Linked DNA regions of Homo sapiens: region 1 is linked to region 2. The links are chromatin loops, found by intact Hi-C in ENCODE. Cell type or tissue: Caco-2. All regions are shown on one strand. Each heading gives the region's core, and the rest is flanking DNA. Links, peaks and the distances in the headings are about the cores only.

What was found. Peaks named below come from ENCODE experiments on the same cell type or tissue, not always from the same donor. Only the 100,000 strongest peaks of a DNase experiment are listed, where the experiment ranks them.
Region 1: it touches region 2 in a loop (3-fold over the local background); 7 of 110 quality-filtered maps call a loop at or near these places.

The regions. Positions count from the first base shown.
Region 1 is chr20:7,169,805-7,174,213 of GRCh38, forward strand. All of the region lies in intron 5 of LINC01428 (long intergenic non-protein coding RNA 1428), which reads right to left. Among named protein-coding and RNA genes, the nearest start is that of LINC01428, 82 kb to the right of the region's middle. In Caco-2, for the core only: no CTCF peak of the experiment used is centred there; a DNase peak (open chromatin) is centred at 2,256.
Region 2 is chr20:7,270,013-7,274,421 of GRCh38, forward strand. No RefSeq gene overlaps it. Among named protein-coding and RNA genes, the nearest start is that of LINC01428, 18 kb to the left of the region's middle. In Caco-2, for the core only: a CTCF peak has its summit at 2,703 (motif pointing left); no DNase peak of the experiment used is centred there.

The sequences.
Region 1 (4,409 bases), core at 187-4,186, 100 kb before region 2:
GTGTCCCTCCTTAGGTGGTGTGGCTGCGTGTGTCAGCCTCCCTTTATAATGAACAGAACACTTTTCAGGTACATGGCAAAGGTTTTAAGATAAAAGTAGAAAATCACCAGAGTTCTTATATATTCCATAGAACATTTATAGGCTGGAAGGTTCAGACTCATGGGCAAATGGCTCCAAGCACAAGATTGAGAAGATACTTCCATCCCAAACAGAGGCAATGTAATTATGAGGAAGCATCTTTAAGAAATGCTGTTGTGGTTCTCCCCTTATTAAACTTCACGTCTATGTTCCATCAGTAGACAGGAAAGAATATGATGATTTGCAAACCTACAGAGTGCCAAAATCTAGCAGTGATCCTTATGGAGGAATAGAATTTTCACTTATTATGTGTATTCTTTGATAGTTATTTTAAGGCACTTTATTTCCATTTATAACACTCCTGCAGTGCATAGACCATTATCCTTAATGGGGACATTGAGTACCATAATTCACTGGGTAGCTAAGAGATTTGAACTGATTGCAGAGCCCAGCATCTTTTCATTGAATTATGCTATATTAGTGCAACAGGTGAATGCTTAAGGATCTCTACAATTAAACCGGTGTGGGTATGAACAGAACATAAACAAATCACACTGACTTTTGTCTTAGGTCAGAGTCCCTAGGAACAGAGCTTGAGACTGGAATTAGGTGCGCATGATTTACTGAGGGAGTGCTCTCTGGTGAATGCTATAAAGCTGTAAGAAAAGCAGAAGGCAGGAAAGACATTAAGCAAAAATGGATGGGTCCAGGTTCTCCTCCTGATCCCACGGGTAGTCTTGAAGCTTGAATAGCACTACAGAGATGGTATCAATTTGAAGCAAGAGGCTCAAGTTTTGTACCCTTTGCATGAATTGTTAGCTGTGGGCTAGCCCCCGGGATGGGGGTGGAGGCTGGCCTCCTAGTCAAGGTAGCTTCTGTTTGGTTGAGAACATTTCTGTCAAAAGAGTTGCTGTGAATTGGCATCTGTGGCCTGTGTGTGCCAACAGTGACCTCTGCACATTGTATGTGCTGTACATCTGTATCCAAATCAGAAAATTAGCTGCTGTTTAACACATTCTTTACAACATAAAGCTACTAACAAAGCTGTGGTTTCAAGCTGAGTCTCCATGTCACAAGGATAAATCTTAAGATTTACCTGAGGTCCACCCCGGTGAAAAACAGGACAGTGAATGGTCAGTAACAGAGCACCTACTATGTCACTCTCCAGAGTTTAAGTGACTTAAATCTCACAACCACCTACCAATGCCCATAATTTGGCCACTTTTTGTGTGTGAGTAGTGTTTGAAAAACAACAACAACAAACAAAACCTCATTTTGGTGGCAACACCTGACCTGTACATATTTAAGTCCATGTATAAATTTTATTTTCTTGAAATTATGGGAATATTTAAATGTTTGAAGAAATAATTACTAATCGAGTTGATTAGTGCATACTGCCCAAGGTCCTACTAGCTGTGTTATGTGATCTACACAAAATGTACTTTTTGACATTATAATATCTAGAATTATTATATACGATTATTATATAATTATTATAAAGGGTTATATACTACAACCCTGGCCATAGGGTCTACATGGAAAAAAAATGTATCCCTGACCCATGATATCACCATATGGGTAAGGGAATGGAGGCTCAGAAGCTTTGGATGTCAGACAGGATCTCTTAGAATTCATCTCTTAGAATTCATTCAATGAATACTAATTCATTGGTATGACTAACTTAATACAGGAATTTGTTTTATAACATCCAACCAGACTACTGAGCATTTTGTACACATCCAAATATGTAAGGCAGGTCATTTTATAATTTAGGGGACTCCAGCGTTTAGAAAATCCTACATAAAATCACAATCTATCTCCTTGTAAACTCTACTGATGGACCCTTGTCCTGGCACTCAGAAAATTGTAGACTATAAGCGTTTTTTTCTCCCATAGTTTACCCTGCAAATATGTGCATAAGTTGCAGGTTTCAAATCGTTAGGATTTTTCTTCTTTACACTCAGTGTCTCCATAACTTTTACCATTCTAATTAAACTTTTCTGGGATATTCCTTTTACAAAGGGCTCTTCCTGGGCCTGAGGTATTCAGGGATTTTAGCATGAAGTGCAGAGAGGGAAGAAGGAAGGGAGTGGGCAGAGGACTGGGGAAAGGACACATTCTTAGAGCCCTGTCTCTGTTGAAAACCAGCCCTTCCCCTCCCTGGAATCCAAGAGTAAATTCAGCCACAGCTTGGGTGGGGTGAATATCAGATTTGGCCCTACTGGTAGGTCACAGAAGTGGGAGAAATCTACGTGTTGGTGGTTTTGTGGTTTCATGGAGTTCATCTATTTACAGTAGTAGAATTGCATGCTCATGACCTGAAAATACTGGGATCAAATCCAGCCTCCCAACAGAAGCTAAGAAGAACCTCAGATCCTCATCAGTATATTTTAGCACAGTTTTTTGTAGTGACTCCAGGTTGGATTTTGGTCTTTTAAAGTATGTACAAGAATGTAAGCTCCTTGAGTCCAGAAATTTTGTTTATTTACTGCAGTGCTACTAGAACCTTCAGGGGTGCCTGGTACATAGTGAGCATTATGCAAGTTTTCAACATACATATGAGTGAATAATTGAAAGGTTGGATAATTTAAATTATTTCAGGCATCATTTTAAAGTATACTCATTTGGAATTTGTCTCATGTTTTCAACACTTCCAGTGCCCATAATTCTGCCATCTTCCAGTTTCCCCTAATAACGATGCTGTTCATGGGTCAGAAACTGTATAATACCCAGGAATATATTCTTTTTTCTGAAATGAGAAATCTGAACTAATGCAAACAGCCTTTCTAATTTTTCAGAGGACAGTGTTGTTGTTATTGTTAATACTCAGAGTCATCAAAACCTACCCAGATAAATTTTAAGACAAAGCAATTGATGCAAAGAAAACCAGGGAGGATTACTTGTCAGTGACATGGTAACCTAGGACTTGTCTACATTTAATAACCCAGAAAGCCACAAAACACAGGGCTGCAAGAAAAATAAACTTACAAATTGATTTATTATATCTCTGAAAAAATAAATTTTCTAAAACAAATCTTGTTCACTAGAAATTTACCCAAAGACATATAGAAGATACAGATGATCTTTTTCAGCTTCTCTACCTCCTCTTTTTCTGATAATATTTTATCTTTAATGTTCTTTGAATTTTTTCTTTGAACTATTTATAAAGGTTTGATAAGTGTTTCCAATTAGGTCATTTTACAAAATAGATGCTTAAGATAAGTTTTATTAAAATATTTCTAATAATGAAGAAAAATTAAGTTATTAGTAAGGTGACCCACCAGAACATAATTGAAACCCTTTATGTAAGAGGTGAAAGCTACTGTTCATTAATCCCTATATTTTAATATATTAAAAAACTTGTATGAGACTTCTAGCTCAAAAACCAGTTGCTTTATAACCTGCTGAGTAGATTATAGATTATTTCATCTCTTAAAATATTTTTTCTCTCTTGCTATGATATATATGCATATTATATGATTATGTACTAACCTATTGTGTTAATATTTGCTGTTTGTGTGCCAAAAAATCATTATCTGCTCCCAAAACTTTGTGTGCTTACATAAGAGAGTGCATTAGAAGGACTGTAAACTGAGAAGTTGGAGAGAAAGACTTTATAATTCCAGATTAAATTTCAAATAACTCTGCTAATCAGATATCTGCTACCTATCTGTAATAACACTGGAGAGAATATTCCCATTTCCTTTAATTGTGACTATATGTTTTTGATACGGAAACTTGGGCTGTAATGTAAAAGGAGTCTGAGCTTAGACTAACATTTTTAGCTTATAGATGACAATAAATGTCTCCTTTCCCTTCACTCTTTCAGAATGAATTAATAGTAATAATAATTTAAAACAAACTTTATACTTCATGAAAAAAACATGTTCATGTAGAAAAATCGGGAAATGCAAAAAAGAAGAAAATTACCTTAATCACCAATTACCTAAAACCAGGTATATCTACTGTTAATATATGGATCCCTAGTCTTTTCACTCTCTTTAAAAAATATGTCAAATCTGTTTGAAAAAGAAAATATATGCATAAATATAAAATCATACAAAACATTATAAAATGAAATGTTAAAATGCTCTTTCCTTCTGTCTTCAGCTCACCTCAATACTTCCTGTTCTGAGTTTTCTCTAGGATTGCCTTTACACATATGAAATCATATATACTTCTTGTTTGTCTTTTTTAAACTGCGTATTTTAATTTCTTACTGAAAAATATGAGGAAGGTGTTCATTTGTTTTCACGCCCACTTTCCCTTTGCAGCTTTTAATTTTTGCATCCACCTTCAGTTCTAGTGGGATTGAGAAATTACATTAAATT
Region 2 (4,409 bases), core at 231-4,230:
AAAGTCATGAGCAAACCCAAGGAAAATTTCTAGAAAAAAGAAAACTTGTTTTTATAAGGATTTTAAAATTAAATATATGTATGTGTATACTTATGTATATCTACGTGGATGTATGTAAATCCACAGATACAGAGATTATATACATGTATAGCTAATAGACTTAGATTAGATATAAATATTTGAAAAAGATGGCAAAATAAATGTAGATCATAAGCCAGTTTCCAGCCTGTTTTAATTTATGCCAAATTATTTCCTACAGGATATAAAAGAATATGGTGCTTTTAAATTATTCCAATCCAAGTTTTGCTTTTTTAAAGCATTTCAGTTTTTGCCACATTGATCTATTACAAAACTAGGGAAGTCCTTTAAAGCACTGAACTGTTCAAAACTCTCATGACAGAATCATGATAAACGATTTTTAAAAAAGCAGTTTACTTTTAGTGGTAAAGATATCTTTTTTATTCTGAAAAGAGGATAAAAAATTTCTCCTACAGTGAAGATAGGTAAAGGAAAGGAAAAAGAGTCTTTCTAGAAGTGTAAGTGTGCTCATTTTCTACAAAAATAAAAAACAAACAAAAAAATAAATTAATGTCCCGTAAAGGAGATTATTAGCTGCTTTATTTTATTTATTTGTTTTTTCTCTATCTTTATCTACAGTTAAGTTTTTCTTTTTCTTCTGGTCTATATCTTAGACTTCAGAAATTTAGGTAGTAGAACTGGAGATAAAGGAAATACAGAGAAGATTGGTATATACGTCAGATAAGCTTTTCAATTACAAATTAACCTGAACCATACAGGTACCTAAAACACCATGGCCACAGCACAGCAAGACTGATGATTTTAGTTGTCTAGGAAAAGCACTGTATCAGTCATTTTGCTGAGGTAACTTATATTGTTCAAGAGAAAGCCAGACGGTTCAGGATAGATTGTCGCTATCTGGGTTCATTCTATTTTTAAAAATCCCTTTTTTATTACTCACTATTTCATAACCAATAAACATACTACTAGATAACAGGAAGGTAAAGATAATCGCCGTTTGAAAGGGATTCTGTTTTGGATGTTGAAATTCTTTCTTGTTGAGAAAGAGAGGAGATGCTGAGAAACTGGTGGTGGAGATGCTGTAGGTGCTTTGGTCCATATTCCATAGGGATCAGTAAGGAACATGGAAAACACAATCCAAGAAAGGAAGTGACTTTCACATTTATTCATGGGGCATGTTAGAGAAACTTAGGTCAGAAAAAGGTCATGTTTGTTTTCTCCATAGGTGAATTTGGCCTCCTTATAATCCTCACATTTCAAATCTAAATGATTTAAGCTACACCCAGATCCCAGGCCAATTCTTTAACCATTTGAGGGATTTTTCCATTCACTGGACATAGAAAAGAAGCTTTGATGGGAAACCTAGAAATTACCTGCTCCAAACTTGAAGTTAATAAAACATCTTATGGTGACTTTGTTCTTTGTTAAATGTTGAGGAGACAGCATTACCAAGCCACTTTAGAAGCCTTTAAAGTTACTAAAGGTTATCTACTGGGCGTCTCCGTCTAGGTGTGGATCATCCATTGGTAGCCCTTTGGTTCAACAACTTTTCAAAGTTTCATCTTCCATGGCAGAATTCTTATCTAGTTTCTATCTGCAATCAATATCTCATAAAGAACTAATTGGTAACATTTATGGTACTGACACTAAGAAGAATGGCAAAAATGTAGTAAAAGCAGTTTCATTTTATGAATGTTCTTTATTATACAAGTCCAGCCTTTTAGCAGTTTAATAAAATCATAATTGTATTTACTAGAAATTCTCTAGTGGTTATCATTTCGGGGTTGGGGTGGAGGAAGCAGTTAGAGAGAAAAGAACTAGACATCTCAGATGAGGCTATGGGCTTCTTTCTAAATGCATTAAAGAGTGGATTCAAGTTATTGCTTATAAATACTCAAATTTATGGCTATTCTAGAGTGGCCCAGCATGAATAGCACACACTCTCTGCTATTCATGAGTATCAAGAGTATCAAGGGGAAAATTCAAAGAGAGTTGAGAAATGCTGAGAAAATGAAACACCAGAGCTTCTCAGGGTTAAGAGTATTGTGGAAAAAGATAAGCTAGAGTTTTTTTCATAAGTCCTTTGGTCAGCAATAAAAGGTATATCCTCAATCCTATAAGGGAGATTTAAATTACATTTGACTAGCATTCTGTGTTTCTATAAATGAGACCCTAAGAAGCGGCTGAGCCATTTGGCATGCCCTCATTTATTTGGGTTACATGGCCATGTTTTATAAGGCCACATGAAATGTGAGTTCTATAAAAATAAGAATTATATCATTCTTTTCTGAATCTTCATCTCTTTTGGTTTATGTCCAATAAATGATGACAGAATTATTTTGTAAGTTTGTTGTTTTTCAGAAACAGTGCTACTAAGTACTATCCCTCAGACTATTACAATAGTAATAGCAATATTTGTAGAATACTTTGTAGTTTAGAAAATGCTTTCCCAATTATCTGTGTAGTACATGACTTTATTTCTACCTTGTGATGTATGGGAAAATGTCCAAATATTATTCATAACCAGAAGTAAAACAGTCTACTGGTAAACATGAACTCCCACTAAACTCCAGCTTGTGTTTCAGTCCAAATAGGATTATCCTTGGATGAGTAGTGGTCTTTCTTTTGCCTGTTTTTACGGTAATCTCCTCAATCTCTGGCTCCATCTGGTGGAATATTGTGAGGTCATGGCCATGGGCATCACTCTTCCTAAGTCTACTTTATAGGACCAGTATTGTGTCTTTATGATCCTCCAAGGAAATAGAAACAAGCCTTTCAGAATCTGAAGATTGGATTATCTACTAGGCCAATAAATTTTCTCTTGCTAATATGACTGCTTCTTAGAGTAGAATATCTATTTTACAAAAACACCTTTTCCCAGTAGGTTTAAAGAAGAAAAAATGCATAGGATAAAAAAAATATATATTCTACCCTGCCAAAGATAGCTTACATTGTTGTTGTTGTTGTTGTTTTTCACCTCACATCTCCCAGGAAGTAGAGTGGGCTGAGGATGCTATTGTAGAAAAAACAACTGAAACTTACACTAATTAAGTTTCCCAAAGGGGGAAAAAGCGGGGCAAAGACAAGACCAAAAGTCAAATGCTTTGATCCTACATGCATTAATTATAGCATGTAGATTTCATTACTTAAAACAAAAAAGTGAAAAAAAAAACCCTTCATTTAGCGTATTTCGTAATATACATTTTACATATTTTTGGAATGTCTTAAATATTACACAATAGAAAAATAAATGAGAAAAACTTCCTTATCTACAAGGGTAAAAAAAAATTGAAACGAAAGTGATACTAAATCAATTTTGATTAAATATCTTATTTTTGAAAAATTTTAAAAAGTACATATAAACTTCTGAGTTCATTTTTAGATCCCTCTTTGGAACCTTGAAAGGGGTTACACAAGTAGGGGCCCTAAAGGTTAAGCTTCATTAGTTTCATGACGAACCAACTTTGGATTGACTCTCAAACACCATAGATGGAAGAGGCTTCTTTTTTTTTTTTTTTTTTTGAGACAGAGTCTTGCTCTGTCGCCCAGGCTGGAGTGCAGTGGCATGATCTTGGCTCACTGCAACCTCCGCCTCCTGGGTTCAAGGGATTCTTCTGCCTCAGCCTCCTGAGTAGCTGGGACTACAGGTGCGTGCCACCATGCCTGGCTAATTTTTGTATTTTTAGTACAGATGGAGTTTCACCATATTGACCAGGCTGGTTTTGAACTCCTGACCTCGTGATCTACCTGCTTCAGCCTCCCAAAGTGCTGGGATTATAGGCCTGAGCCACTGCACCTAGCTGAGGCTTCTTTAAAGTTGGTTTGATCATCATTATTTCTTGGTTGTCTCACTTACTGATCATCTTCTTCAATTTCCAGGTTTGCATTAGGGATATTTTTGAAAGTCAATATTTTGGAGTAACGTGATTTTTTGTTTTGTTTTGTTTTCGGTAACCATCTATTTTCATATAGGTTAGAAGAAAGACCACATCTCATGTTTCATGTAGTTTTCTATTGCTGTGTTTCCAAAGTTTGGATATGGTATGGCTGGAGAGGAAACTATGAGTTATATGTGATAGCAACCAGACTATCTACATAGGAGTCTATATAAATGGCAGCTTGGAGTTGTGCAACGAGGTTCCCATTAATGGCTGAAGTGGCTTTAAGCAATAGTTCGGCATGAGATGTATTTAATGTTTAGCACACACTTAATTTCCTGTGTAGACTTTTGGTTCTGTATCCTTCCTCTCTCAATCTCTCTTTAACTCTCTCCCTCTCTTAGGCAATAAACAGTATGTTTGACCTGCCCAGGTATGGCAACCACCATTATTGATTCTAGTAGCAACTTACATTGCTGACATGTTTTAATG